Linked DNA regions of Homo sapiens: region 1 is linked to region 2. Evidence: read pairs that join two places in POLR2A ChIA-PET (ENCODE). Cell type or tissue: PC-3. All regions are shown on one strand. Each heading gives the region's core, and the rest is flanking DNA. Links, peaks and the distances in the headings are about the cores only. Region 1 holds the start of LOC105374206 (a long non-coding RNA gene). Region 2 overlaps MECOM (MDS1 and EVI1 complex locus).

Evidence for each region. ChIA-PET counts read pairs that join two places held together with the same protein. Peaks named below come from ENCODE experiments on the same cell type or tissue, not always from the same donor. Only the 100,000 strongest peaks of a DNase experiment are listed, where the experiment ranks them.
Region 1: POLR2A ChIA-PET joins it to region 2 with 13 read pairs; 2 of 35 experiments call an interaction of 5 or more read pairs at or near these places.

The regions. Positions count from the first base shown.
Region 1 is chr3:169,269,037-169,285,980 of GRCh38, reverse strand. The region is part of intron 2 of MECOM (MDS1 and EVI1 complex locus); the gene reads left to right. It overlaps LOC105374206 (a long non-coding RNA gene), which reads right to left and starts at 8,191. Exons shown (of 3, transcript XR_001741018.2): 1 at 4,752-8,191; 2 at 3,680-3,762; 3 at 3,221-3,375. In PC-3, for the core only: no CTCF peak of the experiment used is centred there; no DNase peak of the experiment used is centred there; H3K27ac peaks cover 896 bases.
Region 2 is chr3:169,583,692-169,600,635 of GRCh38, reverse strand. All of the region lies in intron 1 of MECOM (MDS1 and EVI1 complex locus), which reads left to right. Among named protein-coding and RNA genes, the nearest start is that of MECOM, 72 kb to the left of the region's middle. In PC-3, for the core only: no CTCF peak of the experiment used is centred there; no DNase peak of the experiment used is centred there.

The sequences.
Region 1 (16,944 bases), core at 5,316-13,315, 320 kb after region 2:
TTTTTCAAATGCTTGCCAAGTACATTAAACACACAAAAGTACATTCACAGCGAAAGTTGGTTGAAAACAGCTGTTTTAAAGGATTTTTGTTGAATGTAGTTAACAGCATCATCATTATAAGGCCTGAAGCAAACATGTTACTGATTACACCCCATTAAGAAATTGGAATGCATTCCCCCAAGGAAACACCATAGCACATGCTATTTGAAAATAACAACCAGCTCCAAAACGCTCAGCTAAGACTTTGTTACGGATTGTGCAGCCTATCTAATAAAGATAAAACTCTCAGGAAAATGAGAGTACATCTTATCTTAACTAATCAGAATATTTTTCACAATATTGTTTGAGTGGAGGTTTCCTTGGCGTCTTTCACCTTTTCCCCAAGCTGGCTCTGTTTACTGCAGTCACACACTTGTAGCTGAAATTCTACAAGATACCAGATATGAAGGAAGTTCGGAGATTCAACTTGCTATTGCATGCAAATTCAGCTGACCATTTGTTTGAATGTGAAACTCTATGTAGTTCTAAGTCAGCTTCTTATCAAATGTTGTTTATCCTGGGAGCGCAGAGTATTCTTCAGGTGGGACAGAAAGCTCTGGTGGGGTCTGTGGGACATGGAAAATTTAATAAGGACCATGGGATTAGGGCTCTGAGAAATAATGTTCATGTGTTGAAAAGGCACTGTCAAAACGCCACAGAAGCAGGGCTGCAGAGCGTCTGCAGCTCAGCTGTTATTGTCCAGCCTGTGTCTGTGCTGCCTGTCCACCATGGCACAGACACGGCTCTACAAACACTTTTCATAATGGCCCAGAAGCCTCCTGAGGGCCCTGGGGAGTTAGGTAGAGAGGAATTCAAAGTCCAATACTCGGTAAGAAGAAGTTAAAAAAAATTTTTAAGGCTTTTATAACTTTACACACATCTGAAAGAGAGGTCAGATTTCTCCTGGTGATGAAAGAGTCACCGCTGGGGACTAACCTCCTTTCACACCATGGGGGCCACACCATGGATCCTGTTGTGAAGGGCAACCTCCCCTCTCCCACTTCCTGAAAGGTGGGGTCACTGCCCGAGATGGTGAGGAGGACTGCAATGTCCATGGAAGTACTGGTGTCTTATATACATGTAAAACTCAGTGATAATTATGGCAACACTAACATGAGAAATTATATGATAATAAATTAAGAATTTTGTAGTTATTATTTCACTGTGTCATTCACCTTTGACTCCTAGTGATGGGACTTTTGATGAGTGCTTTAAGCTTTGTGAACCTCTATGTCCTTATTTTTTACAAGAGAATTATAAGACCTATCATATACAACTTTTGTGAGCAGCACATTCTTAGCATATATATATGGATATTTATCTATACATTTGTATATACACACACATTTGTGTGTGTGTGTGTGTGTGTGCGCTCATATACTTTAAAAAAAGGATGTCAGCATTGCTTGGAGATTCAGGGCCTATTTGAAATTTAAGATTGTGAGAGAGGCCTAATTATTTGTTAAAGGGGAGAATGTTCCTGGGAAAAATCCTTCTCCTCCACCAGTTTGGAACTTTGGAGACCCTCAGGATTAAGCTGAGGGAAAAATAGACTTCTTAGGCTAGAGTGCATCCCTGCCCAGAGTGATCAGGGATCCTAATCTCAACGCTCAGGATTCCCAAGACCACGAAGGAGGCTGCTAGAATGTGACCCCGTGGTTTCCGAAAGGTAATTATACATGCCAGATGGCAGTATCTGGGAGCAGGCGGTATCGTAAATGCAGTTCCCTGTGTCGTAACCTAAACTTCATTTTCCCTTATCGCATGGTTCTTGGAGTGTGGAAGGCTCTCCTTGGGCAGAGTCTTGATGGGAGAGCTCTGAACTCAGCAGAGAAGACTGGGCACAAAGCCTGGCACCAGCAATTGGCCTGTGCACCTGAAGGAACTATTTCGAATGGGACACTCTTTACAAAGCACCTTTTGTCCAGGCTGACAGTGAGTGTGGGGAAAACTAGTGGAAATGGTGATAAGTTTATTACACCAAAACTTTGATGTAACAGATAAATCTATTATTGATAACACTGCAACCATGAGTCTTGGGAAATGTTTTTGATAACATGACACAAATATTAGTATTACCAACTATCAGTAGAAGCCATTTGCCAGAAAAAAAATACAGGTGATTTTGAACAAAGGCAATGGTGATAGGGGCCAGCTAAGAGGCCAGGTAACTATGTAACTCTATCACCATTTCCTTTTTCAATGAATTGTGGGCAAGGTAAATAATTTTAAGGAACCTACATGTAAATGCATTTCAGAAATAATTTCACTACTTAGAGTAAAATTGATGTATTGTCCATTAAATATGAGAGAGATGCCAGTAAAATTGTACCCAGAAATTCTGGAGATGAGATCTATAATTAGAAATTTCATCTTCACAAATGAAAGTGAGCTGGGAGGTACATTCTTTATCATATGAGTATTATTCTGTCTTATTATTGTTTAAATAATTGAGGCAATGTATTATTTTTCCTGGCAAGCAAGCTATTTTTTTCTTATTATACAAATAATTATCTCTTTTTTTTTTGAGATGGGGTCTTGTTCTGTCACCAGGGCTGGAGTGTAGTGATGCTGCCACATCCAGTTAATTTTTAAATTTTTTGCAGAGATGAGGTCTCACTATATTGCCCAGGCTGGTCTTGAAGCCCTGGGCTCAAGTGATCATTCTGCCTTGGCCTCCCAAAATGCTGGGATTACAGGCATGAGCCACCATGCCTGACCTCTTTTTTTGTAATAAGTGTATTCATTTTCTTCCATAAACCCTCATCCCTTTCTCCCTAAATTCTGTAATCATTTACTGAACATCTATTATATTCTAAGTGCAGTTTAAGTTACTAGAGAGAGATAGAGAAAATAGGTTGAATCTCTGATCCTGAGCAACTCATATAACTTCTTTTGTTCGAATTCTAGATGTGATTGAAGTCAGCATATACTTTGAATAACATTGTCCCCATGGAAAAAAAAGTTTCTCATAGAAATTACCGTAAAAAAGGGATCTCTCAAGTGGGTGGCCATATGCCAGTGGTTGCATTGGGGCACAGAAAAAAAAAAATTAAGAACTGTTTCTACTGTTATACACTCATATTTTTATTTGGATTTATCAATATACATATTATTATATCATATTATATATTAGTACAGTAGCATAATTGATTAATTTATAAATAAATATATTAACATATTGGAGGTGCACACTCAACAAATTTTATTGATGGGTATGTGATGATAAATGCTTGAGGACTACAGCTCTAGATTACATTCTTAATGAGGGCAAAGGGCCTGGCCATCTTGTTTGGCCTTTTACTGTGAATGGCAGCGTCGGTCACATTTGGGCACCTAATAAATATACAGCAAAGAATGAATAAATGAGTAAATAAATAAACAAATACTTTCTCTTTCCTTTACAGCTGCTAAATAAAAGTGGTCTATTTAATAAATTCATTATTCATAGCATGTGGCAATGTGCTAGACAGAATATATTTTATAAAAGACCCTGACACAGACATGTTATCTTCTCCCTAGATTTGGGGTCTAATTGTAGGTCTATGCAGCATATCTGGGGGGATACCTTCTTCAGGGTTTAGCAACTCGATATCCCTCAAATCGCACTTCATGGGCTACTCCTGTGCATATTGCTTACTTGCTTGACCTTGAAAATAAGGTACTGTGGAGTCAACACTTGAAGGAATCCAAGAAGGTTATCTGGTTGATCTCATTTCCTTTCTGGATGAGACAATACAGACAAATAGGCTTATACTCTATTTTAAACAATTCTATATCCTCCCCCAGGAACCTAATTAAGTGCTGGAATTTGGGTTTACTTTTAGAGATAATAGATATTTGACCAAGAAAAAAATATGGTAATGGTAAGTTCCTTAGGTTTATCGAATATTCAGTGCTTAACATTGTTATTCTTTCTCCTCTTCTTTGTTTCAGTAGAGAGGAGGATGTAGGTTTTGTGAATTCATAGAAAGCTTGGAGGTTGGCAATATAGTCCCAAGGAAATAATGTGCAAAACAACAACAAAAACCCAGGTGACTAAAGTTTTGATATTTTCTCTGCAAATGCATTCCTTTTACCACTTCCATATTTACGGTTCAATTAAGTCTTTTTTTAAAAAAAATTTTTTTTTGAGACAGGATCTCATTGTCACCCAGGCTGAAATGCAGTGTTACAATCTCAGCTCACTGTAGCATCAACCTCCTGGGCTCAGGTGATATTCTAATCTCAGCCTCCCAAGTAGTTGGGACTGCAGGTACATGCCACCACACCCAGCTAATTTTTGTAATTTTTTATAGAGATGGGGTTTTGCCATGTTGCCCAGGTTGGCTTTGAACTCTTGAGCTCAAGCTATCCACCTGCCTCAGCCTCCCAAAGTGCTGGGATTACAGGCATGAGCCACAATGCCCAGCCCTCAATGAAGTCTTTTGCAAATAAATCAAACATATGATTTTGATGCATGACAAGACAAGCACAATGATAAAAATGAATTTAAATCTATCTGGGATCATGCTTTAGAGTTCACAAAGCATTTTCACACAATTTATCACAGTCTCACTCTTACAGCCAATCAGTATATGTTTCCCAATTTTGTGGAGAAGAAATGAAAATTTCAATAAGTAAGTGACTTAACCAGGGTCCCGCTATTTCTACACCCAGAGATACTTCCTCTACGTTAGTACTCCTCAGATGGCAATGTGAATGTGATTTACCTGAGGTCCTTGATTAAACGCAGAATCCGATTCAGCATTTCTGGGGTGGGGATGGAGATTCTGCATTTCTCACAGGTTTCCAGTAGGTGATAATGCTTTTCTCCAAAGATCACACTTTGAGTGGCAACATTCTACATCATAATTGGTTCCTATGTGACGTGATTAAAGATAACCATGCAGAGTAGCTTTGTGCAATGTGTTTAGGACATTCCAAGCCAAAGGCTTTGAAATTGGTTATGACTGGTTCCTGCGGGAGGAGAGCAATCATAATACCACGAAGAGTTAATCAGTCATTCTCCTTTCTAAACTTCTCTCAAATATGTTCTCTTCTCGATTTCACTTCTGCTGCTTCCATTCGAGCCATCTGTGTCTCTCTGCTGGGCCATCACAACAGCCCCAGATTGTTGGCATCTCTTATTTGCCATCAGCCTCTCCCACTGGCATCAGTTCTTTCTGTCTAAAATACAATGTCATTATGCTGTTCCCACCTTTAAAGGCCCACAATGGTGTTCAATTTCCAATATGATCAAATGCAGTTTTTGAGCACAGCATATTAGGGACTTCACAGTTTGACCTGTCCCCTTCATCCATACCTCCAGCTACAGCCTACACTGTGGCCACAACCCCTCCCTATTTAGCTTTAGACACTGTATTTCATCTACCCCAAACATCTCACATTTTCCAATATAGTGTGCTTGCTCTTTTGCTTCCATGGAATTTCATTTCTAAATCTGTTCTATTTCTTTACTAGATCTAGTGACAAAAGTTTTTACAATCTAGTGAGATAGCAGGAAATGTTCCTTACATAAATATTTGTTGAATGAATACACTAGATGCCTGATATAACTACAATCATTGTTGGATTAGTATGTGAGGTTGGTAAATAGTTACAAAACTGGAAAATAAAATAAGTAGGCTTGGATATTTGCCTGGATTTCACAAAAAGATTGTTAAAGGTAATCATATTATGGTTAAAGAATGCATGGAAATTGCAGAGCAGTTTATTTAGCTGATCTTGACCAATGGCATGCTTACAGTAAAAGCAAAGGGAGGTCCTAACTCTAGATTGTGCCTCATCCCGTGGCATGTTCCACAGACATTTCTTTCCCTTCTTGCCAATTTATTTCATTCAGAAGAGTAACAGTCTGGGTGACATGACTGATAATGTTAGCTGGCCCATTTGTATTTCTCTCCTCTGCTTCTGTTCTGCAATTTCTGTGAGACTGCTGTTCATTTCTGAGATCTCCATGAAAGAACTTTAAAGGGTGGTGCTTTTAAAAATCTTGACCCTTTTGTAACAACAATGAAATATCAGTCTTGTGTTTGCAAGCAAAATAGCAGAGCTTTTGCCTTTGGGGAAGCAAGAGAAACGACAATAGCCAAAGGGGGCAGTAAGACTGTTCTGTTAGAACATCAGTATTCGTTTTTGTTAAAAAAAGAAAACAAAACAGCAAGTTGCCAGAGAAGCTAATTGCTAAGTAAAATGTAGATTGAATATTGGGCAAGATGTTAAAAACATGTTTGAATAAGTAAATATTAACTAAACAATTAGCAATAGATTTGATTATGCTACATGAAACAAAACGGTATGTGTATAAACACAAAGCCACATACATGCACAAACGTGTAAAATATCTTTAATTTTCAGGAATGAAATTCTCTAGCTTTTCTATTATCAGGAATCTAGAAGTTTCCCTTTTCTTCTTTTGCTCTCTTCTGCTCCCCAAATTTCCCTTTCTGTTCTACTACTACCTACTTACCCGCTTTCCCTCCTCTTTTCCTCCCCTCATTTGTAAAACATATTTCCCACTGAACAACTACGTAACAAGCAACTTACTCTGGTCTTTTTTGTGTAGTGGGGGGAAGGAGGGGAATGTGGTGAGGAAGAAACTGACCCAGCTAATTCCAATGTTCCAGACAGTGAACAAGACATTGGATTCTAAATATAAGACAAAGGCATGATTCAAACCTCAAGAAAGATTGAGATTTGGGGTCAGGAGCCCTAAACCAATTCTAAGTTGTGAAGATCCTGGTTTATTATGGTGGTGGTTGATGTGAGGAGGAGCAAAGCTCCTGCCTAATTTGGAGAGAATGCTTAGAAATTGAAAGTAGAGACCAAGGTAGAAACACATTTGAGTGAACTAAGCCAAATCTGAATGAATGACTTCTTAATCTAACCTAAAATTGTATCAAATGATGGGGGCATAGTTTTTATCCCTTTCATTCAGAAGTGACTCAGCAAGCACTCCTGAGCCTGCCTAGGCCAGAGCACAGTGCAACATAGTTCATATTTGGAATGTTGGTGCTTTCAAAGTACTGAATGTTTTTAGTGTCTCCACACCTCTGGAAAAAACTGGACAGTTCCCAATATATGACTTGTCTCTTCAAGGTTAAATAAATGCTCAAACAGTGAATAAGGCAAGGGACCGACCAGAAGGAGCTTGAGTTCGTCATGCATCAGGAACCTTCATTGCTCCCTTTGGACTGTGCTGGCCAAGACTGCTAAAGCATTTCCATTGACTATTCAGCTCTACCTTTTCCTTATGTTGTTGTCTGTCATTCTAGTACATTGGTTATCAGACAGATTATGAGAGAATTAAGATGAAGAATCTTGTAGTTATATAGATGAACCTGATAAAACTTTCCAGCTAACCTTTGGAAACCATCCTTAGCAGGTACTGTTTCTGAGATTATTTGAAAGCTTTAATTTTCTATGTTGGCTTTTATGTTACAATTCTCAAAATAAATTTGGAAGCCACCAAGTTTTTACTGCATTCATTTGGTTTACTGCATTCACTGTGGTTTAAAGTTTATATTCAACTACTAAAAATAAAATTGATCCCAGTTAAAGGCATTTAGGACTGGATCTAAATGACTTGTAGAACTGGACTTGTCCAATATGCAGACTGAATAAATCACCAGAGATTTTTGGCAAGATCAAGGCCTGGCTTGGGTTGTGCATGAAATTCCGATGATAGCCCAGGAATGTCAGGAGGCTTAAGGCTAATGTGGTCCTTTTAAGAGAGAGTGAGAAATAAGAGAGAATTTCTGTATATGTTGGTACAGAGCCTGATGAAAAACATGAAGAAAATGAACAAATAAGATCCCTATACATTGTTATTAGTTAAGGCGTGCCATCATTCATTCAGTGAATGTTTCTGGAGAGTTCACTTTGTTTCAGGAATTGTGCTTGATACTGTGTTTGTAAATATAGCAACTGTTTTATTTCTCTACTAAGTTGGTCCACTTTAGAAACTTTGAACCAGGAACTTCAGGGTTAGGAAAGAAAACTCTGAGACGTCCATGATTAATGGAATGGATTTGCGCTTTTCTGGAGCAGATGGTACAGGGGCATCTCTTTGGGAGAAACCCTGGTTGGAAGTCAAGAAGAATGTTTTGCGGTGTGAGTTCCCTTGTTACAGTCATATTTAATAGTTAGAGCAGAGTTCACATCTGGGACCCCTTGGAGAATTAGCCATTGTGAGAACAGTGAACCAAGAGGAAACCAAAGTAATAAATATTGGAAGGCTTGATCTGATCTCTTGCCTGTCTTCAAAGGAAGCTTCATTTGTAAAGGACATGCATGATCATGAAGAAAGGACCCCCATTAGGCAATGTGGAAATAATAAAAGACTATGTCCAAAGTCCCTGGTATAGGGAGGTTAGGGGACTGGCTCTGTGCTCAACTGGGAGAGTGATGGAGCTGGACTAAAATTCATCTTTGGTTCCCTTTTCAGAGTCCTCTGCTTCATAGAGCACAATTCTTTCGTTTTAGGCTACATTAAGATTTATCTGAAAAAAACTTCTGCATAGAAACAGAAGAATTAGAACCTGATGAGACAGTTTATGCTCATTCGACTTTGTTTTTTCTCTCTTAAGTTTTTCTTTCTTAAGTAAGAAAGTGTTTCTTATCCCTTTTTTGTTTTCAGGGAGGTAGTATGTTTGAGCTCCTCCTGTGCTTACGGAGTCAAGAAGAAAATGAACTATTCTTGAATACCCTTGAATACCCTTCACCTGTAATACTAAGGATGAAGACCAGAGAAACACATTGAGGCAGATATAATATACATACCCATTTTCTCTCTTACTCTATAATGCTGCCTGATGTAGTTTGAAAGTATCCTCATAATCTAAAAGAGGGGAAGTAGCCTCATGGAGTGAAATCCTGGTACTCCTAGAAAATTATGACAGCACTTGTGTGTGTGTGTGTGTGTGTGTGTGTGTGTGTGTGTAACATAAATTAGCTCATGTTGTATGTCTTTTTGCAGTTTGTGTTTTTCATTAAATATGTTGTGCCTTATAATAATAGTAGATACTTTATATAATGCTCACTCTGTGCTACGCACTTGCTATGCACTTTAGAAACTTCAAATTATTTAATATAGGCTTGCTACATTGTTTTAAATTACATTTAGTTTGGTTAATCTCTAGTTTTTGGATATTTAAGGTGATTACATTGTTTTTTGTTTCTATAAACAATGCTGCACCAGATCTTCTTATGCGTACCTTCTTGGATAAGGGTGAATGGTTGCAAAGGCATAAAGAAGATCTAGTACACATCACCTGATAACAGTGGTTGCCTTTGAGGAGAGGGAGCAGACATAGATTGAGTTGTGGTTCTAGGGGCTTTAGCTTCATATGTCATGTTGTAGACTTTTTTTTTTTTTTTTTTTTTTTGAGGCAGAGTCTGGGTCTGTTGCCCAGGCTGGAGTGCAGTGGCATGATCTCAGCTCACTGCAACCTCTGCCTCCCGGTTTCAAGCAATTATCCTGCCTCAGCCTCCCGAGTAGGTGGGAAAACAGGCACGCGCCACCGTGCCTGGCTAATTTTTTCTATTTTTAATAGAGACGGGGTTTCACCATTCTGGCCAGGCTGATCTCAAATTCCTGATCTCAGGTGATCCTCCTGCCTTGGCCTCCCAAAGTGCTGGGATTACAGGCGTGAGCCACTGCGCCCGGCCATAGGACATTTTTAAACAAAAACATAGTCTCGTATTACTTGTGTGTTAAGATTATTTTTAAAAATAAATGTAAGGCTTGAAGTCCTTAGGCACATAACTTAACCAACCTGATCTTTTTACCCCCCACTTTCAAAATACCACCTACCATAAATACTTGATGTGTGGCTATGGCAGACAAATGCAGTGTTATATGTTACCATTGCTTTATAAAGTGCTAAATATATTCAAGTGACTCTTATTCTAACATAGCTAGATTTCAGTCATCAGTAAAGGCACCTTAGAATCCACAAGAAGTAAATATGCCAGTGAGCATTCCCTAGTTTTAACAAGGCTATCATCTGCGTTAAAAAAAAGAATACATGTTGTGTTAGTAAGAATTCAATTCAGCATGGGAATTCACATATAGCTTTGAAATTTCATATTTACTTATGTAAATACCAGCCCTCTTAATTTATTACAACTTTACTTGTTAGAATCAGGAGTACTTTTGAGAACTGGTATTGTGTCCAGCATTGCCAACCCATTTAATCTGTAACTCACATGGTATAGTTTCTGGAGCTTTGTTTCATATAGCTGTTATAATTATATCATGTGAACACCCTGAACCTGTGAGCATGGAGGCACACACATGATCAAATTGTAGCAGTAAAAAAGAAAAAAGAAGAGAGTGAAATTAAATAGTGTATTTTAAATTGCCATTTGCGTATCATTAGAAAACTAAGATATTTAGCAGGGTAACAATGTTCCAGCACAGGTGACCTTGGAACATTATCAAATCTTCCTGCTCACAAGATATAGCATACTTTAAACGCCCTAGGCAGGAGACCTTCCAAAAACAGACCCAATGACAACACCTAGATAACCATTTCAATCCTAAATAAATTTCAGTGATAAAAATGTGTATAAATATCTAACCCTATGAGGATAGAAAATGTATAGTTGGCTCCTTTCTGTGTAAGAATGTTCCCTTCTGCAGCAATCTGTTTTGAGATCAGGTCAAATGTTGCCAGTTAGTTTTGATTTCCTGGCTTTTTAAAAGTCCTTGTCTTAATGTCACTACTCTGGGCCATTCATACTATTTTAGCAGGTCCTATGGTAAGCATTTCTCCATATAAGTACATGCTTTGAATAACTCAGAGGGGAAACACACACACACACATTTGTGCCTTTTCAGGTAAAAGGACTTCAATGAGAACTCTGCTAGAAACTTTGCTACCTAGCCTAGTTATTGCCCTACCTGTTTTCTGGAAGAGATTTTTTCCCTTCTAAATAAGGATTGAGCCAAAGAAAGAATAAAGGTTCTTTATGGTTTAAATATGCCACTCCCTCTTGTGCACTTTTATGGAGTGATGCCTTTTATTTTAGTTTATATTTTATATCTATGATTACTTCAAAGTCTATTAAGCTCTGGAATAAGAGATGCCCAATAGAACTTTCAGCAGTGCTGAAAATGTTCTGTAATCTGCACTGTTCAATGTGGTAGTTGCTAGTCCTATGTAGCTATTGAGCACTAGCGTGAGTGAGGAACTTAATTTTTAACTGTATTTTAAAAAATTATTTCACTTTAAATTGTCATATGTGGCTAGTTGCTACCGTATTTGACAGTGCATTTATAGATCATTTTATCACATTCATATAGGACTAGAGAAACTTCAACATTTATATTGTAGACTTTTCATAAGGAAAACTACCCCCTTTAGTTCTATTTAGCATTATTTAATGTGCCTCCAGAATTTGAATTCAAACCCTATTCTCCAGGGTTTGTTTTGCTTCAACCTTTTGATTTCTTCCTGCTCAACCCCTGTGCTACATTCAGCTAGTAGGTATTTTTGGCAACTTAGATCCAGAAAACAGTGTAGTGCTAAGAAATAGGAAAATATACTTAGTTCATGATATACATTACAGAATGGCCTTATTAGATTTCTTATTCTCATTATCAAGTTTACATTATCACGTAAAACAAGTGAATGTTTATTGAAAGTGTATCTTTCCTCTATTGAATATCAGGCAGACTTTTAAATTGGCAGTACTCCTCACTCATTTTTAGGAAGCTTTGGAGGCCAGGCACAGTGCCTCATGCCTGTAATCCCAGCACTTTGTGAGGTCGAGGAGGGCAGATCACCTGAGGTCAGGAGTTTGAGACCAGCCTGGCCAACATGGTGAAACCCTGTCTCTACTAAAAATGCAAAAATTAGCTGGGCGTGGTGGCATGTGCCTGTAATCCCAGCTACTTGGGAGGCTGAGGCAGGAGACTCACTTGAACCCGGGAGGCAGAGGTTGCAGTGAGCTGAGATCATACCACTGCACTCCAGCCTGGGCAACAGAATGATACTCCATCTCAAAAAAAAAAAAAAAAAAAAGCTTTGGAGAGGTGTGAGTCATTCCTGCCTGTTGAATTTTAGCTGTGAGCTGGCTTAGTGGCCTCCACACAGCCATGATAGCACACAGGGACAAAACCATCCTCTTCAAGGGTTTCCAAGAGCTAAATTGCCAGTAAGTAGGAACTTCTTGCTGCCCTATGGGGCCTTTGAATGTGATTAGGATGAGCAACGATTCTACCCAGAAGTGGGTAGAATGTTGACGCAGTAAACATGCAGATTACTCGCTGCATACACCCTAGTCTTCACACACACCGCCTAAGATAAAACTGCTATAGAGAAACCGTAGCATTCCCAAGCCCTTCTCTCCGGCTCCTTCTCTTTACTTAGAGGCCAACCAGGATGCGCAGAAAACATAACTGATACCACTTAGATAATTATTGACTAGTTTTAGTGTTGATGGGGGAGGTTGAATTCCTTTTCTCTTCCTGGTTATATTTCACTGATGCAATTTGCTTATTTCTATGTGGAAGCATGATGGTTTTTACTCTTTGTGATGAGAACTTCAGCGACTGCAACAAAGGTAATTTGGTAAAGTGCTCCTACACAGCATATATGGCTTTAACATTTTGAACTATATCCTTTTTAATCTATCTCTGTGATTTTGAGTATGCAGGTGGTGGTGGATATACAAAATCATATAGTGTATTTTGTATACCCTTGCTTTGTAACAAATGTTCTGATGCCTTATTTGTGGCAAAGGGATGTTATAGAAAATGTGTTCTAAGTGCCCACATAAAACGGCATGTGGGCAGCTGAAATACGACCAACTCATGCATGCATTCCTCTTCCTCTTGAATCCTTGGAAAGTATCTCAATTTCCTATTCTGTAGCTGACTACCTGTTTTTCATATTTCTGTGTTTGGAGGAGGTAGATGCTTCAAGCAGGAGTTAAGGGGATGAGGTGTTTCTCCTTGGCCAGCTTGCTGTCCTCTCACCCTTGCTCCAGCTCTTTCCCGCAGTCCTCCCTGCCTCCCCTCCTCTGCCCTCACCAGATGTGGTGAGGTCGAGACCTCCTGCACCCAGCCAGTGCCCACCCTATGACCCTTTTCTTTCTATTTGAAAAGTGTGAGGGATGGGGTAAGGGGAATGACATTGCCAGACAAAGAGAAGTTTTTCAAAAGTGTATGTGCAACTGAATGTGCAGCCAGTGACTTTTGAAGGTCACAGGGGCCGGCCAGGTGTGTAAATGATTTGCTTTCTCCCTTTCTTAACATTCTTATTGGGAAGTCGTCATCCACACCAGCTTCTAAGATGGTCTCCTCAGCATTCAGATGTAATTTAAAATGTATACCAGGACCATGTCAGAAAACGTTTTAAAGATTATCTTTACATATATTGTCCTCATTTGCTATTATGTTTCTTTAATAATATATAATTTTTTTTCTATGACCAGGTTCCTTCTGCCCCTATTTCTTTTACCTCAAAACATTCTGGGGACAATGTAAAGAAAGCTACATTGAGTTTGTCTCACTAACCAGTTGTGTGGTGCACTGAGAGGGCTAAGGTGACTGCTAAGGTTTTCTGTAGCTCCAGGAATCTGTGATTCAATTCCTTCCAGAGCCTATGTCTCTCCCCAACTCCCATGTTAGCCACTTCTCTTTGACTCCCATGAATCATGTTAGATCTCCAGTAGTCTCTGGGTCCTACTCTGGGAACTAAGGCACTTTCATGAGTCTCAGGAGAGACTCCTTTGCGTTTAACAGTGTGAATTCACCCTGCCAAAGGGTTAATCTTCCAAGACTAAGTGCAAGCTGGGTAAAATAAGCGAAGATCAATGGTTGAACCCTGTCATGAGTGGGGTATTCGATCATGCAGGTTTCCAGCCAGATTTTTAGAAATTTGCATCACAGAAGTCACCTGGGTGTCACACTCTGAGGAACGCTGGGTTAATGTGTGGTGAACAGAAATATCAAGTTTATGCCTATAGGGTAGTTTTCATTGGTATGAGCTTAAGCACAGAAAAATGGCCTTGATGGTGTTAATTTTTTTATGGGCAGTTGCACGATGGCTGGTCTCGGAATGTTAGCTGCACTGTTGCAGAACTAAAAATGTTACCCTGAGACATTTTAAGAGAGTAATAAATATCTGGTTTTAAAACACAGACTTTATTTTTTTCTGGAAAATTCTTTTTTTAAAATTTTAAGTTCTAGGGTACATGTGCACAATGTGCAGGTTTGTTACATAGGTATACATGTGCCATGTTGGTTTCCTGCACCCATCAACTCGTCATTTACATTAGGTATTTCTCCTAATGCTATCCATCCCCCAGCCCCCAACTGCACCACAGGCCCCGGTGTGTGATGTTCCCTGCCCTGTGTCCATGTGTTCTCGAGTTCAGCTCCCACCTATGAGTGAGAACATGAGGAAAACACAGACTTTAAAAAATTATAAACTTGGAAAGTCTTTTTTGGTTATTGTTGTTGTTTTAATATCAGAGTGTTAAGGATGCCTTTTCCTTTTGTGGCTTTCTCCATAAGCAATTGCTTGGCTTGGTAATTTAGCGATTATTTGATTGTTGAAACATTGGGTATTTGTGCTTTAACAAAAATATGCCTGGTGATGAGACTGTGTCCTTTTATCAGGATAATCTGGCTTCATGATGTGAAGACGTGGCTGTGCTCAGGGCTGGGGGCTGCAACCCCTGCTGTACTGTGCCAAGGATAGTCCTTTGATGTAGAGGGAGTGGTTCCCAAGAAGGGCAGGTGTAATTTCCAGACCTGGATTGCATGAGTTTGATGCATACTCAGGAAACTAACTGCAACCTTAGTGGTGCTTTGGGAGATAGTTATACCATGGGAATTGACTCCCTTCGGAGAAATCGGACTTGTCTTTGTTACTGTCTACGTGGAGTGAAGTGCTCAGGCCAGGGAAAATTGTATCTCACACTTAAATATGGACAAGAAGGACTCAAACTCTTGTCAACATCTTCAAAACATAAAAGCAGTATTACAAAAAATTTAAAAACCAGCAATAATTTTTACTAAAGTTTTGTTTGGCTCTGCTAATCACTTTTCTTATAGCTTCAACTTTTTCTTGATTAATATTTTACCATGAATTTGGGCCAGTTATTGCATAGTCTGTATGATTATTATTGTACTTAAGTATTAGTCCATCCAGGGGCAATAATTTACTTATTTTTCCCTCTAGTGTTAGTTACTTGCATGGTTTAAATTTATACGATTAAATTTAACACCACCATGACAACAACAAAAACCCTACTGAATGTAGCTTTACCTATTGTTGATATGTATTTAAAGTAAATTTCCAGCAGTAGAATTATCAAGATTGTAAACACTTTAATATTTGTATACATATTATAAAATTTCTGTTCTTGCTTTCTGAAAGGGTTATAACAGTTTTCAAAGCTTTAGGATATAAGTGTATTTTACCTGCACTGAGTTTAATATTTAACATAAATATGTTTAATATATAAGTTGTGGAATTATAATTAAATACATAAATATTATAAATTGCATATAAGTATATATAGATAGATAGATAGATACAGATATAGATATAATCTGGAACCTTAAATTCCTACTTCAATAATCCATGAAAGTGAGCAATTTTTTCACGTATTTAGGATTTATTTTTCACTTATTTGAATGTGCATTCCTGTCCTCTATTGTAGTTTTCATAAATTTAACCTAGCCACTTGGCTAGATACCAACCCATCATTTAAAAATGTATCACTTATTATCCAGATTCTGATACCAGACATATAGGCCAGAACACTGTCCCTTTCTTACCGGGATCAGTGAGTTTATAACTACTATACATTGTCCTTTTTTGTTGAGTGCGTTTGAATATGCACAATGAAATGATTATTTTTTAATGACTCTGTAAGGTAAATGCACAAAACACCTACACTTTGGGCCAAGTGAGTATGAAATACCTACACACACACACACACACACACACCTTTATATACGTATGCAGCTGTTAGAAAGCTAAAATTTGAACAAAAATATTTCTATTTTCCACTTAATGAATAATTATTGCCATAACACAAACCTACTCTCTTTTAAAGTTTGAATAAAATTGAAGAAACCAAAGGTGTTTATGTAATTAAAAATAGCACCAAAGAACTAAAATAATTAGCTTTTGGTGTTAGAGAAATCTTAAATGATTCAAGCACCTGCTGAAGACATACTTGGGTGCCAGAGATAAATGATACTCTCATTTTTCTAGCATTAAGTGAGGTTTAGTGAGGAATTCCTATTACAGAGAGCATGACTAGGATTTTTATTGAGCAGGAGGCCAACAAATTAAGAAGCATGTTTTAATTTGGCAAGATATTAACTGGAATCCAGTTGCATTTTCTGCCATGGCAAACCTACAAAATAAAGTGATACTTTTCATTCTTGAGTCATACCCTGAGTGCGTTTTGAGTTCATTGCAACTAAACTCAGTGCCTTCTAATTAAAGCGTTTTGTCCACATGTATTTGGAATTTGTTAGCAGGGAGATTTTTTTAAATAGGTGGTTTCTATTACAAGGAATCAGTCAACTGATTTTTTTTTTTTCTTTTTAAAGCTGTATACAGATACAGGATGGAGAAATAAGCAATCCTTTTCAAAGAGTTAGAAACTTAGCACGCTGACTTCAGCCCTCACTTAATCATTAACTTAATATGCTCCTTTGGGTAGATAGAGCATTCAAAAAAGTCTCCATGCCTCAGTGTATTAATCTAGAAAAGGAGAGCAGCAACATAATGGCAGGCTGACCACCTAGGAATAGCATGAGAACACGAAGGTAAACACATGGAAATGGGCTTTGTGTTCACCGAGAGGAATGCCATTCACAGATGCAAAGTGGTATTCAAAAACTAGTTCTCATAAGGTGCTTATTCT
Region 2 (16,944 bases), core at 3,150-11,149:
GAAACACCAGCCGAGTTTCCTGGAGTGGGCCTGAGTCTACCAATTTCTAAGCCTTTTGCAGACCTAGTTCCTCTTGAAGGGAGAAAATTAATCATGGCCCCTGGGTAACTGGTGTTTCTTGTTTTTGGACATCTAAATGATACTTAGCACATTTTAGGGATACGTGTGCATGTGAATTATTTGTAGATATAGTGCCTACTTTTCTACCTTCCTATTATATATTTAAACTCTGTTTTCTTGAGAAAACTATGGGTGACTAATTCTTGACTTTCTCTATTTTTGCTTAGTTTTTTAATCCCTTGGGGAGTACTTATAATTTGCTATGATTTTATGTTAATCTCAGTTTAAAAAATTTATAAGTAATGGCTGGGCACGGTGGCTCATGCCTGTAATCCTAGTACTTTGGGAGGCTGAGGTGGGCAGATCACATGAGGTCAGGAGTTCAAGACCAGCCTGGCCAACATGGTGAAAACTTGCTTCTACTAAAAATACAAAAATTAGCTGGGTGTGGTGGCACACACAGCTAATCCCAGCTACTCGGGTGGCTGAGGCACGAGAATGGCTTGAGTCCAGGAAGTGGAGGTTGCAGTGAGCTGAAATTGCACCACTGCACTCCAGCCTGGGGGACAGAGCGAGGCCCTGTCTCAGAAAAAAAAAAGTAAGTCAAGAGGTAGTTGTGCAGAATATTACATATATCCATACATAAATCTTCAACTGGCATAGTGTTAATTATGACTTCCTTTTAACTGGCAGGTTCCTACATCTAGAAGACAAAGGAAATTATAATGATGTACAGTCTTTGAAATTCCTGAATATCTCTTTGAATGATCAGGGAATTAATCAACATATTTATCATGTTGTGGTGTTGAGTGTATTTGATTCTTTCCCTTTTATTCTTTCTCTTTTTGCAAATTGCTAATTTATGTGTAGTATAGCACTTGGTCAACAAAGCCATTTCTCAACCATTCCCAGTGAGAGAATTGATTGTTGGTACAATGGAACATCTTCACAAAGCTTATATTGGGAACCAGCTTATTCTTGTCTAAAAGTTAAATGTATCATAGCAGACTTTCACTATGTAGTTTTTCCATATACAGGTTTACACTTTTTTTTTTTTTTTTTTTGAGACAGAGTCTCACTCTGTCGCCAGGTTGGAGTGCAGTGGCTTGATCTTGGCTCACTGCAACCTCCGCCTCCTGGGTTCAAGTGATTCTCCTGCTCAGCCTCCCGAGTAGCTGGGACTATAGGCATGCGCCACCACGCCCAGCTGATTTTTGTATTTTAAGTAGAGATGGGGTTTCACCATGTTGGCCAGAATGGTTTTGATCTCTTGACCTCGTGATCTGCCCGCCTCGGCCTTCCAAAGTGCTGGGATTACAGGCATGAGCCACCGTGCCCGGCCTTATGCTAAAGGGGACACACTTTAAACTGTGGCTCACGTTAATGCGTATAGGGTTCTTCGCTATCGGTTGTAGCTCACTTCAGTTTACTTTAGTTTGGTAAAATTACATTTAAGGTGTGAGGATGAGGTTTAACGTTTTATCAAAACCCTGAATGATGGAAGCAGAGTGGTATGAATGAATATGTCTGTTTTGATCAGGTACAGGCCCAGTGCAAGCATTTAGTGTAGTTTGTTTCTAAAGCTACATGTGTCATATCAATAACAATTCTATTAGGCAGTCACATATCATATTCATTAAGGTCACAGTCTGACCTGTGATGTTTCCAAAGTTTCTCTCTTCTCTTTCCTTTGACCTTCATGGTTTTGATGCCTAGTCCCATATTTTCTTCTTCACTCTGGCCTCATTTGGATCCATTTTTGTCTCCTGTTTTCTTAAGACCCTTCTCTTTGCTAGCTGATCTGATCTAGCAACTCATGATGATAATAACGTCAACAGATAATACCTATTAAGAGTTTATATGCACCAACTGCGGTGCAAATTGCTCACTATACTACACTCAGACGAAAAGTATCATTACCCCCCTTTATGAATGAAGTAAATCTACAGATCAGGATCCCATGGCTAGTTCAAGGTGGCGGTAGAATTGAAAACCAGGCTTCTGTCTCTGACATCATGCTGTTTCCATTACACCACAGAATTTAGCACTACAAAAAATAGTTACTGGAAGACTTTGTTCTGCTATCTTCTTACATTTTAATTCCACAGTAAACCCTCCCACCCTATTTTCTTTTGGTTCTTGTATGAGATTGAATCTTTTTTGTATGTTTTATTGGCAGATGTATATTTTTGAAAAATTTTCAGCCAGTTTTATAACTTGCTGTTTATTTCATATGATGGAAATTACAGCTGCGAAGATGCCATTTTAAGATAAAATTGCATCTAATGCTAATTTAAAATTGGCACCTGGTTTTAAAGTTTATTTAAGGACATTGCTTGTTTATTGGATACCTTTAAACACTTAAATTATTTTCAGATTGATAGCAGGGCAGTTGGAAATGGTGAAGGAGAAAAATGAATTTTTTGTACCCTTATTATGAATCTTTTAATATTTTCATCCTGGTAAAACTTATGAGGCAGCTCTATTTTGAAGATCCAGAAAGGTTGATATACTGGGTGTTTTTCTCTTATTTATTATGGTTTCCTGTAGGGGCAAAAGCTTGGACAACTCTCCCTAACGCTGGAAGTGCCAATTATCTGATGTGTTTACTTGATTTACAGCCTAAGTTTTTGTAGATATCCTGAATTTGAATAAACAGTGGACCACCATCCATGTTTAGTGTGTATTTCTCTATTTGAAATTGTCTCTGTATGACACCAGTCTTCCTTTAATAATAACAGGCTCCTATTTCATTATTCTGGGACAGGAACCTCAGGATATTAGGCCTTGTGTGTTGATACTCCCTCATGAGCTGTTTTGCCACTTCACCAAGAACTCAAAATCAGAGCCCCTGCCAACCAGAGGTATCAAGGTTTGTGAGGCAGGTTAAATCACCCAGAGTGGTCAAATGTCTGAGGACCTAGTCTAAGACTACTGATGCAATTTGAAATTGTAGTCTGTGTATCTGCTTATTATATTTTTTGAAAGAAAAAAACCCAACATGATTTTTTAAAGACATCTGCTCATCTGCTCTGTGCCCATTCTGATATTGGCTGAATATGATGCTCTTGCATTTAGCATTGTTCTTTCTGCAGGCCCCATAAGTCAAAGTTCTCCACGGGTCCTGTGTACAAGGCTGGGGCTGTCTATGTTGGTTTTCCTGAGCAGCTTTCCGTCACCTCCCTGGTGTTGTTGCACAAAGACTCTTTTGTCTGACAATATTGGACTCTTCTCAAAATCTAAGCACTTTCAGGAAAAGACTTGGAAGTCTATCTTCTCAGTTTCCACACCTCTTCGCCCTCTGAGCTGTCATTTAGTATGACTGGTTGTTAGACTCTCCACCCGGCTCCTTATTCAGTTTATTAGTGGATTGCATTATTACTGTACCTATTTTTAAAACTTATGTTGAACATCTCTTAATGTATCCCTGTCTTCTATTTTACTTCATCTTACACTTTGATAAGATTGAGATTTTAGGTGATGTTACTTTTCCATGTCAGGCTGAAGTTCAGTGAGATATTTAATCTTTCCTATACCCTAGCTTGGAAACATGCACCTCTTCACCTCCTTCCAACCCCTCAACTCCCCATAAAACTTTCATTGTCCTAAGAAACTTTTTCTTTTTAAACCAGCAAGATTTGATACACTCTATTTGAATAAGAAAAAAATGCTAATGTGTTTGACTAGTCCAATTTATATTCATAAAATATAGTCACAAAAGAAGAGGCATTTCATTAAACTAAGGTATTTGTAACTATAAGATATTTATATTGGGGAGGTTGTATTTAATATCAGAATACACTGAGGTCATTTATATTTGTTGCTAACTGGAAACACTAATTCTATGGAACAGTCTTTTTTTTTTAGTTTTAATGTTTTTTAGGTTTTAATTTTTGATCAAACAGCATTTTAATTGTTACTGTGCTGTATGGTGAGCGGTAAACTGCTTGCATTTATTTTCTGGTCTGTGTACAGTCATGGAAATAAGGATTTAGTGTCTCTGTAATGTGTACATTGTGATATAATCACTTGTACGCAAAATAGATTTCCTTCATATGCATTTTGAGGACACTTTACCCATTATGAATTCTGCTGAAAACAGTTTTTCAGGTAGAGATGCAATTATATGGTGGTCTACAAGGAGGAACTAACCAAGGATTTCAATTAATAATGTACTTTCAGCCCTCAGAGATATTACGTTTGCCCGATCAAGGGTTATCCATCACCGCCTGGGCTACAGCTGTCTTCCTTCTCTTGTTTCATGTTCTGTGAATGTGCTCATCCAATATGCCCCAGGACAGAAAGCTCTTGGCACAAGAGTTTACATCTAAGTGTTTTCTTCTAAGGCCAGTGACAGTTTCTGAAGATGAAACTTGCACATCTCTCGGAAGTATAATATTAAAGAGTTACATGTAACATTTCAATGAATTAAATAAACTACACCTTTTGAGAAAATGGAGAAGTTGTCAATAATATTTTCCATCCAATTATTCAGTTAGGATGTCTAGAATCCCTCAAATAACATTATATTTTCAATTAGCTAGTTTATCGATTCATCTTGTATTATTTTTCAAAACAGAAAAATATAAACATTATTCTTATTATTGGTGTGCTAGTGTCTGATTGAAATTGACTATATGAATGAAAGAATTCTATTTTTGTATTTGGATTTGATGTTTTTTCTTCAATGTGCCAAAAGTTATTTAAAATAATGTCTACTTTAAAAAATACTACCTCTCTGGTTTTGGTATTTGTGTTTCATATTGAAGAATGGAGTCCCCACAGTATACGTATCCTATAGCCAAGTAACTGCATTTATATTGTTATAAATTTTTGAGGTTGGAATCTCAAGTTTTTAAATTAAATAACTACAGTTAACTGTATTAAGTGTAAGGTTGAATTTGATCAAAAATAAGAAAAGCATTTATGACAACCCCTGTAAATGTTTAAATACTTTAGTTGTGTTTGTGAGCATTAAATTGTATTATAAGAAGCCAACACTGAGTATACTGGTTCCTCTGGGACACATTTGACTTTTGGGAGATAAAAAAATCTTGCATTAATGAAATTCTGCAAGTTTTTGATTTAGTAGACAATGTTTCCAGTATATATGAAGCAATTTTAAAGTGTATATGTGTATAATTACTTGTAGAAACTGTTTAACTTTAATGGGGCATTTCTCGATCACATAATAGGAAAACTAACAGCTTTAATTAAGATTTATGAAGCATAGAGGTAATATATTCTGCTAAATTAGGTAGTCGTTGGTGGGTAGTATGCTTTTAGAGATGAATTTTCTACGTATACTTCACTTCCTTGTGCATTTTGGGTTTAGAAAGGTAATTTGTAACATTAAATCCCTGTATCCATTAGTAGACAAAAGTAAGCTTTGTTTTCTTTTTAAACTTTTAATTAATAATAATAATTTAGTAATGGGCAGATACCATTAAGCATTTCTTTAATCACTGATTTCAGGTCATAGCCACATGAGCCTGTCTTGAAGAAAATAAAGAAAATTCACCATTTTATTCAAGCAACTGGTTAATTTGAAATTGAGTGCTTAGAAACTGGTTGTAGGACTTAAATCAACCAATTCACTTAAAAGAAACAGTTCTCACTAAATTAAATCAGTCCAGCCCTCCCTCCCCCATTAATTTTAGAATATAGATCCAGTTTTTTTTTTGTTTTTTTTTTTTTCAGTTAGATCCAGCTTTTAAGGTCAGATTCTGTGACGTTTATTTGTGTTCCATACTAGGCCTGCTGTGTTGCCTTGTTGTTTTAACATGTTGGTAAGCTTATCAATTGATATTCAGAGAGTATCAACTTTGAGACTCAGGATAAGCTTTGTTATGAAAGCCAGCTGTGTGAAATGCCTGCAGATGGACTAGTGGGAGCGGATGGGCCTGGATCTCCCTTGCTCAGCCTGCCATTCACCTCTTCCCATTTCCCCAAGCAGAGGAGGCTCAGACTTGAGAAGGACTAATGGAAACTCCTCTTCTCCCAGTATTCCTTCAGGGTAGTGGTTGTCGAACTGTAGCCTGTATCGGAATCACCCAATGGGTCTATTAAGCCAGAATGCTGGCCCTGCCCCCTGGAATTTCTGATTCTGCAGGTCTGAGCTGGGGCCTAAGAATTTGACTTTCTAGGTGATGCTGATACTGCTAGTCCAGGGACTACATTGTGAGGGCCACTGCTTTAGGGACAAGAACTCTAAGTTAAAAGAAAAAAAATTAGAAGAATGCCACAGCTCTAGATAGACATAGAAAATTGAGAATAGGTCATTTTCACAATGCCACATGTGCTTCTGTTTTTCTTTATGCTTAGAGCAAAGGGTCAGCTAGTTTTAAGAGAGCATTGTTTTTTTGGTGGAGGGCCTTGAGGTACTTAGGTGAAAAGGTGTTTTTTTTTTTTTTTTTTTTTTGTGGTGGTGGTGGTGTTGTCGTTGAGATGGAGTCTCACTCTGTTGCCCAGGCTGGAGTGCAGCTGGAGTGCAGTGGTGCAATCTCGGCTCACTGCAACCTCTGCCTCCTGGGTCCAAGCAATTCTCCTGCCTCAGCCTCCTGAGTAGCTGGGACTACAGGCGTGCACCACCACACCCGGCTAATTTTTTTGTGTTTTTAGTAGAGACAAGGTTTCACTATGTTGACCAAGCTGATCTCAAACTCCTGACCTCAGGTGATCTGCCTGCTTTGGTGTCCCAGAGTGCCAGGATTACAGGTGTGAGCCACTGTGCCTGGTAGAAAAGTGGTTTTTTGAATGAAGAATAAGCAAATGAAATTGGACCACTTGGTTTAGCCTTATGAGCAATGACTGTCTTTGAATTAACTCCTTGGGAATGGGGATCTCAAGTCCAGCAGCATCTGCCTAGTCTTTTATATCTTTCTCATTGTCAGCTTGATATAGGGTAGAGCCAGTGGTTCTCAGCTGTGGTGTGCAGAGAATCATTGTGGGACTCCGTGGAAATATAGATTCCTGGACCTTACCTGGAGATTCAGATTAGATAGCTCTCAGATAGCATTGAGGAATCTGAATTTTTATCAATAACACTGAAGGAGATTCACATGCTAATATGTCATGGGCCATAGTGAGCTACATATATAGACAATCTGCACTGTATAGGGTATATTTGCCTCAGGAACCCCTAATGGTTCCTCTATTGGGAAATTTTCTCCATCAGCGTTCTTGTCTAGCTGTAATATTTATGCTGTTTTCCTGTGGAATTTAGTTTGTTAGCTCCTTCTCATACCTTGCTTTCTACCAAGTGTAGTCTTGAAAAAATTAATTTCCCTGAGTTTGATTTTTCCCATCTACAGACAGCATGCAGGATGAGGCTACAACATTTCTGCGTTTGTTTTCCTAGTGTTAATACTCTATTAACCCAGCCAAGCTGGGTGCAGTCTTGCAGGCCTGTAGTCCCAGCTTCTGAGGAGGCTGAGGCCAGAGGATCACTTGAGCCCAGGATTTTCAGACTAGCCTGGGCAACATAGCGAGACCCCTTCTCAATAGGAATTTAATTCTTAAAAAATTCTATCAGCATTTAGTAAACAATCAGTAAACAAACAAATGAATAATAAATGAAGGCATATGTATCTCATGTTTTATACATACATATATGTCTTAGATATATAAACATACACCGTATTTTTTATGTACATATATATCCCATGATGTGTGTGTAAATACATATCATGCCTACATATCATGTATAGATTTATAAGTATGTATCCATGTGTATATGTGTATGTGTGTATGTGTGTCTGTAATGTAATACATGTAATTGTGGAAAATGCTGGCAGCTGTTTGGCTTTAAGTGCCCTAATTGAGATGGAGGGCATGGCAAGGGACTCTAAGATGTGGACTTTTAATCCAGATGAAAAGATGAGACTATCATATAAAAAACAACTAGAGAAATTGAACTTCATGATTCTGTGCCCTACGTGGAAAGAATTCTAGAATTTCAGGGCAGAGAGAAGCTCATGTGCTTGGATAAAAGTTACCCAGTAAAGGCTGGACCTAAACTGGGCATTGGGCAAGGATTTAGGGGAACTAGAGAGGAGAGGGCGGTGGACACCCCAGAGGGTAGAGGAGAAGGCTGGAAGGAAAGGATAAACACAACCCAGTTGGGCAGGGTGGGCGTGAGGGCAGTAAGAGGAGGTGGAGGCTGTCTGTGAAAGGGTGAGGAAAATAATGTTGGCCAAGTAGGCTGCAGTTGGCTGAGGAATAATGTGAAAGTCAGAAAGGAAGAGGCCTTCTGGACTGGAGGCAGCCACATCCGTCTTTAGGAGTTGTGGACAGCACAGTGCTGATGCCCAGATTTTTGCTGGTGAGCCAGCAAGTTTTTGTGAACAGCAGACACCCTGGAATTTTTAATCTAGTGTTTTGTTTGGGTTTCTAGTGGTGTGTTTGGGAATTATTTGGGTTTGTTTCTGGCAGTGTGACTCTGAAGTTTGCATTGTGAGGGATGAAGAGCGAGACTGGTTGAAGGGTAACTGCTGGTCGGGGGTAGAACAAAATCTCTGAGTCACAGTCACTCAGCTTTCTGTGTTCTCTCCTTCTGAAAGTGTAAACAGCCACATCATTTCAGTTTGGTTTCTAGAAAATGAAGATGAAATGGGTGGGGACCAGAAAAAACAACAGCATTGATTTTATGAGTATTTTTTTATGGAAAATTATTCTCTATACTGTACTGTTGTTATGGGCCATCTCCTAGGATGTAAAAAGTGCTTGTTTTCAATGGAATTTTCCTTTTAGGAAAGAATTTTATCATATTGTTGCCGGAGAGCATGCTATTTGACCTGTGGTTCTGAATCTTTGTAATAAGGTACTCTACATATTATAACAGGTTTCTCTTTCATTTTGTTTGTTTTTAGTATGAGATTGTCTCTCAAATCCACACATTGTTATATTGGGTCATTCAAGTGAAATAGGTGATTAGCACGGGTTAATGGCTGTATGTCATAATAGTGTGACATAGCAGACAGAGTGTGGGCTTTGGACTCAGACAGAAGAGGCCATTCACTGCTCTGTCTTACAAGTATGTGGGTGTGTAACATGGAGCAAAAAACCAAAGAGAAATAAACCCTAAGTATCATTTGCTAAACGGTGCACTTGGCTTTCTCTCTCGGCTTGGTGCATCCGACTCTCGACTCTCCAATCATTCCAGGGATTTCTCCGTCCACAGCCTACAAAATAACAGCAGAAGGTTACCTTTGGTTTTACAAAGCCAACATTTCCTTGAATCAGAGAATGACTAAACCCACATTATAACTTAGGAGTAATATAAAGTTTACTACTTTGTTGATTTAAGTATAATTACATGTACAAAGATATAAATGATGTACAAAAGGATTCTGTTATTGATTCCCAGTTCTCCTCCACTAATAAGCGAGAGGGCTGAGAGGATTGCCACAGTCCTGGTAGGGTCTGGAGTTTTCTATTCTCGATGAGGTAGTGTTCCATGTCATTCTTGTACTGTGCCTTTCCATAGGATCAAGTTGGCATCCTTGTTTCTGATGACTTGCTAGCAGAAAACTCCCCATCTGGCTTAGGAATTTGCTCAATTTCACTTTGATTAGGGAATCTCCATCAATTCTAAAGCAGATTGCTTTCTCTAATAGGTTCTGCAGAAGGCCTGCTACTAGTTGTCCTTGCTTGCGTTTTGCATTATGCTGTGCTGGTAGGGACGCTTTCTATTTTGCTGTCTTTAGTACAGATAGTAACTTCTAGATTAGTATCTTAGCTAAAACTGATTTCACATGATCACTTCCAGTTTAATACTTGTTAAATATTTTATCTAGCTGCAGCAGCTTAATAATCTTAATGTACAATTATTTCACATCCACCATCAAGTGGCAGTGCGTGGACTTTAAAAATCCCAAGGTTTTCATTATGTAATGGGGAAAAAGTGAGAATCACACTGTTGATTTGTTGAGAAGGTTAAATGAAATATGCATATAGAAGTACCTAGCATGGTGCCTGACATACAACAGAGATTTTAAAAATACATCCTCCTTTGTACCTATGTGACAGGCCTGAATTTTCGAGAAAAGGATTTTATTCTTATTCTGGTTCTCCATTTCTAGTCTTAACAAATTGGCCTCTGACAACCATTTAGAGAAGAACATTCTGCACTGGCCATTCCTCTGTGGGAGCAGATTTTGCCAGGTATGCTCATGTATCGGTGTGGGCACTCTGATTCTAAGGTAGAGCAAATAACCCAAAATATCTCTTGCTGTTGCTATTGTTGCTATTATACCTATTTTAGCTTCCTTAGTCATCTTATTCATCTTGGTATTTACCTCATGCCTATAAGAGCAGGCTTCCCAACTTCATACTTATTCATCAAATCAGTAGATATTTTCCCCCAGAGATGTAGCATGTTAGAAAAATAAATTGGTAAAAACTAATGCTTACTTAGAGTTTGTTTTCCCTTCTTGTTTATAGAAATCCAAAACAAAAACAAACTCCACCTGAACTTGTTGATGATCTGTTGTTTTCCTGCCTCTTGTCCAGATGTGGAACAAAATGGAAGGCATGTGGAGATTCATAGTTCTGAGTCCAAAGATGCCAAGAAAGGGTAGTGCTGAATAAAAGGGAAAGTGAAGACAGAATGCCTGAATTTTAAAGGGTCTTGCAAGTTGGCTCAATTGGTGTCTTTTGTGACAAAATTGTTGCAGTGATTCCAAGGGAATCAGCCTTAGAAACACTAATTTTTCTTCAGAAATTGCATGTGATTTGAACACAGATTTGTTAAAAGTAGGTAGATGGATGTATAGGTTTGTAGGCAGATAGATAGATTTTTCTATGTGAGTCGGAATTGCAGTGTGGCGATGAAGATGAGAAATAACTTGCTTCTACTAATGCAAGTGAGGCCAGGTTAAGCCCAGAGCTTGCTGTATGGACTAGCTGTTCAGCAATAAATCAGTGGGGGTTGGGGAGGGGAGACAGTGGGGAATAGCATGCCATATTACATGGCATAAGAGAAAATCATAAAATGCCAGAGCTGAGGGGTCATTAGAGAATGTTTTTTCCATCCACATCATTTTACAAATGAGGAAACAGAGGCCCTGAGAGGTGGCATGGACTTCCTAGGACCTGCAGTTACCTATAAAGTTTAAAGTAGAATCTACTCTAACATGGTGCCTTCCTGGTCTCTAGAGAGGCGTAGGGATATGGGATGGCCGAATTTGGCCTATTGTCAATCTATGAAATTTTCAGTTACTTCTTAGAGATAAGAATAGTGGTGTCATTCACCCTTCTAGCTCTTATGCTGCAAAGCCTTGTGTCTCTGTGGGAAGCGGACAGCCTAGGTTAATATCCTGGGGCCTTCTTCTCCATCTTCATTTAATATTGAGTAATAGGGAAAATTAGCAACAGGTTAATAATTCGGAGTTTATTTCTTTCCCTAAGACTTGGAGAGTTGGGAGGGAAAAAAGAGGGCCATTTGCATTGGGAATTTTCAGAAGCTACCACACAGCCATTTGAGTAGGGTTTACTTTCTGAATTTTCTGAGTTGAGAGCACAAGGTATGGTAGACTTAAAAATATAGATATGGAATAGTCATACTTCCCAGCCCTCTAATTGGACATGGTGGTTCTTGAAGACAAGAAAAAAACCCTATGTATTTCATTTACCTAAAAGATTTCCAAATTTACTTTTCCGTAGGAGATGTAGTACATTTTCATATTCTGAGAGTCCAGTGCTTTTAAATTAAAAAAAAACCCAATTCATACATATATATCAAAGAACAGCTTCTTTGAGTTAAATCCTTGCTTGCCAATGTGTCCTTTTATGAGATAGGGTCATTTGTCATGAGGGAAAGCAGGATTAATTAACTGTGGAAAACGTACGAAGTGTGGAAACTGTGAGTTCTAAAATGTTTCCACATTAAAACACGGGAAAAGAAGCATAGATGAACGTAGACATCAGTATGACTTTTTTCTTCAGAAGGCTTAAAAAAAAATCTCTCCATCACACAAATGAAACAACCTATTATACACAGTCTTCCCATATGTCTGACGCAGAAACAAATGAGGAATGTACTTTATTTCCACATAAATTGTGTGGTTTCAAAATTCAGTTCCCTTCACCCCTGAATTCTGGCCACCATGTCACTTATATGTCTAACAGGATGACAGAACTTTTAATGGGACGAATTGTAGAAGGGGAGAACCACATAATATTGTAGCTCATGAAAGTATCAAAACAAAACAAAATAAAAGTCACCCACAAAAATCTCTATGGCAAAATAAAAAAGAATTCCAAAAGGAGTTGCCAAAGAAAGGTATATAAGTCACGGCAGCCTTGGGGAAGTCATCATCTATAGCCAGCAAGTCACTTTATGTTCTTATTTTGTTATTTACTCTGTTGTTTGATAAAATGAGTGCTTACATTGAATACTGTAATATTATACAGAAGATATAGAAACTACTTTGAAGATGAAAGATACTCTACATATCCAGGTCTCTCTTTATGTAATTTTATTTTGCTTAATACAAATAATAAAGATTCTGTTTACTTATAATTTTCTTCTGGTTTCTGATGACAATATGGTAAACAATTTTAATTATTATGGTAATTAAATTAACAAATTAATTTGGAACTGTATGGAGTTTATGCATATTTCTGGCTAATTCTGGATCTGATCCTTAAGGCCAGGATTTAATTTTGGATAAAGGGATTCATTTAAATTTGGTATTTTTTTTTTCCTGGCAGGTGAATAATAGAACTTTGTAAACAAATAGAAAAGTGCATTTTAAAAGATAAAAGACATGGAGACGCAACTGGAAACTCTTTGTTCCATGAAGCATTAGGCTATGACAGTGTACAATGTAACTGTTTGCAGTTAAATCAATACACCTTTAGAGTAGCATTGGAAACTATCTTTTGTCCTTACCAGGTTCCTCCTAAATATTTTATAGGTTCTAGCATTACTTTGCATGGTTCCGGTACAGGATATTAAAACGTAAAAAATTAGATCCAACAATATTTGCATCTCCCCTCCCTTTTTTTTCTACAAGGTGTCAAATAACTGGTTTGACTGATTTCCCCAGCTTTCACTGACCAGTTGTTTGAGTTGGCCCATTCAACAGGTGATTGTTTATGTGTGTGTGTGTGTGTGTGTGTGTGTGTGTGTGTGTGTGTGTGTGTTGGCGTGTGGGTTTACATGTGATAAAGAGCCACAGTCCCTTTGACAGAAACCATGCCATATGTGCCAATGGCAAAAAATGTTACTGTTCTCTTAAAACTCATTGTTTTAGGAAAGAGATGTGATTATCAGAAATATTTGGTGACAGCTCCAGGCTTTTTGATAAATGTTGCTGAATCAAAATACAGTATGATCATTTCTGTATTACAGGAAATATTGGGCAGTGAAAGCATTGTGAAGTGTCTGGCAAAAAAATTAGATGCTCAATAAATATTGGTTGGAATGCTGACCCCACCTTTTATTAGGTATACATCTTTGGGCAATTATTTAACCTCTTTTTGTTGTCCAAGTTCCCGCATCTGGAAAGGTGGGGATAATAACTGCACTGCTGTTATTAGGTTATTATGAAAGTTAAATGAGTTAGTACATGTAAGGTGCTTAGAACAGGAACTGGCACATAGTCCTCAATAAATGTGACTTAATATTACCAGTACTATGATTACTTCTTCTACGATTACTACAGATATGCCAGCACTAACTGCTGATACCTAGTAAGTGGAAAGCTATTTCTAAAAGCTGCTGCGCAGAGAACATTACCAGATGGTTATGCTTTAAGAACTGACCAAACTGAATAATTTCACTTGTGTATCTGGTCAGACTGAGCTTTGGTGTAAGGTAGACATAGAGATCTATTAAAACAAACAAACAGAATTCAGTCTCCTGTCTGGGTAAGTGAAGAATCTAAATTGAAATTATATATTCCTAGGGGATGTTACAAAGGCAAATGCTTTCTTTGGGATCTAGTGAAACACAAATACATACCCATATAACACTAAACTGACAAATGGTAAATTAAAACTTTTTTGCGAATATATTATTCTTTAAGCCAAATTTCATTAGCCTGAGCCTTAATATCAGTGATCACCTATTCCTTAAGGACGGTTGTGAAAATTAATGTTGGTAAAGGGTTTCCAGAGGTACAATAGCCATGCAAAATAGTATTGTTATTTATATTACATTGCAAATCTATGCCCAAGGCAATAAAGAAATTATGCTAACTAGACAGCAAACTATTACAGTTGTTGGCTTTAGATGCTTAAAATATAAAGGTATGGGAAAAGTAAAGATGGAAATTTGAATGCAGAGTGTGGTTTATAATGTAAAAAAATTTAAACTAAATAGTATATTCATAACCTTCTATGGTTTTTATGTGTTTCCCCTATGGGAGCAAGTATTCTCATTCCTACTTTACTTGCAAAGAAATGGATAGGAAAATGTAGATTTAAAACCACTTATTGATTAGACAACTATTTGAAGTTTTGAAATGAAAATATAAAAAATAGAAATTGAGTTAATTATTCTGCATAAGACTGTTGATCTTAAATGTTTTCTCTGTTTTGAAATACAGGGTGCAATTTTGTGGTTGTAGAGTCTTGCATAGGAATATGATAGGGAGAAGGAAGACAAAAATGTTAGAATTAATATGGATTTGCCTCCCAGGATACAGAACCACCTGCTAAGAATGTTCTTAACATTTTTTTCTGTTTGGGAGATTTAAAAAACTTGTTATTCCTAAATAGCCCTCAAGAAGTGTATTGAATGGCAATCATTCATTTATTCATTCACTCATTCAACCAGTATTTATTAAGTGTTGACTATATACCAGAAACTGTTACAGGTGCTATTAGTGAACAAAGCAGATAAAACTCCCTACCCTCATGAAGATGCAGCTTTTAAGAAGGGATGGGTAGGAATATTTAAAATAGTTAACAACCTCTGCGGTCCAGGCAGCAAACCAGTCTGACAGGGCATGGACAGGTATAACCTTATAGGTGTCTATAGACCTGGTAATAATACCTGGTTCTTGGCCCTGGTGTTAGGGACTTTGGGTGGGTTGGTGAGGTAGAGGCGAAATGAGGAGAAATATACATCTCTTGCCTTCAAGAAGCTTATGGTTTAATAAAGGAAATGAGCCAAATACACACATAATTAAAATACAAAATAGAACTTCCACAAACTTTTATTTTTATAGAATTATTTTCTCTGGAGTTTTAGAGAAATTAAATGCTACACTTATATTGTATCATCATCTCTTCAATCCTTAAATCTTCGATTCAGCACTATTCAATTGCCTGTCCCATTCCCCTGCATTAAACTTCAGAGGTAATGACATCAATCTCTGGGATAATAGAACCATACATTTGGTAATGATTCAGTGTTTGGCCTCCAGGCAGGTAAAGACACAAACCATTTAAGACAGATGGTCATTGCTCCTATTTTAAAAAGATTTCTAAGACCTCTAATCCATAACCTCTATTGGTCATCTTGTCCAATATTTAAAAATGTTCTTATATTTATTACTGTCAAGAAGATTTTCTTTATGTTCTATCCATTTTCCCATTTCATCTTGCTTGATAATCTGTGGAAATGAAAGACAACTAGTCAGCATCATTCTCGTAAGATCCTTTCGCACTTGATTCTTGAACACTTCTAGTGAAATAACTAGAATTTATATTGTCTTTTCCTTTTAGGATCTAGTTTTCATCCTCTTAGTACTTTTTGGTACTGCTCATTTTCAGTGTCTTCATTCTTTAAAATGTGAATACAGTGCTGGGCAGCGTGGACCACTTTATATATAGTCTTTAGCATTATTGATTACAGAGAAAGGATGATTTCTCAGCTGCCAAATGTCATACTCACTTGTTAAGTCCCACTTTCTTTAGAAATACACAGTAGTTTACCAGTAGTATACTCAAATTCAATTGGAAATGTACTACAAGTCTAAGTGTCCTCCTTTTGAGCCTTCCCAGACTTTCTCTAACTCATTCTTCATTTTCTTCTGTAATTTTTTTTTTTTTTTTTTTGAGGTGGAGTTTCGCTCTTTCGCCCAGGCTGGAGTGCAGCGGCGCCATCTCTGCTCACTGCAAGCTCCACCTCTTGGGTTCACGCCATTCTCCTGCCTCAGCCTCCTGAGTAGCTGGGACTACAGGCGCTCGCCACCACGCCCGGCTAATTTTTTGTATTTTTAGTAGAGACGGGGTTTCACCGTGTTAGCCAAGATGGTCTCTATCTCCAGACCTCGTGATCCGCCCGCCCCGGCCTCCCAAAGTGCTGGGATTACAGGAGTGAGCCCCCGCGCCCGGCCTTTCTTCTGTCTTTATTAAACTTCATTTTGTTTCTTAAAAAAACAACTCTTTAATTTAAAAAAATTTGTTCTAATGTCTATTACTGTCTTTTAATGTTAGCTTTGGTTCCTAGAATGAGAATATCTTCTATGTCTTTATTTCAGTAACAATAACAAAACTTGCTTATGGACTGAGGAGCCTCATTAAGACAAATAACTGAAATAATATTCTCTCAGCAGGAATTCATAGAGTAAATGCATGCATATTTAGAATAATTGGGGCTTGCAGTGGCCAGGATTTGGCCAGTTGTGACAAACTGAAAGTAACCACAATTGATCAATTTTTGAGAATTAAGCTACGGTAAATATTTCTCAAATAATTGATTTTAAAATATTTACTGGCTGGACACGGTGGCTTATGCCTATAATCTCAGCACTTTGGGAAGCCAAGGCAGGAGAATTGCTTAAACCCGGGAGTTCAAGACCAGCCTGAGCAACATAGTGAGACTTCGTTTCTTAAAAAAAAAAAAAAAAAAATTAGCCAGACGTGGTGGCATGCTTGGATCCAGGAGGTAGAGGCTGTAGTGAGTTCTGTTTGCATCCAATCTGGGTG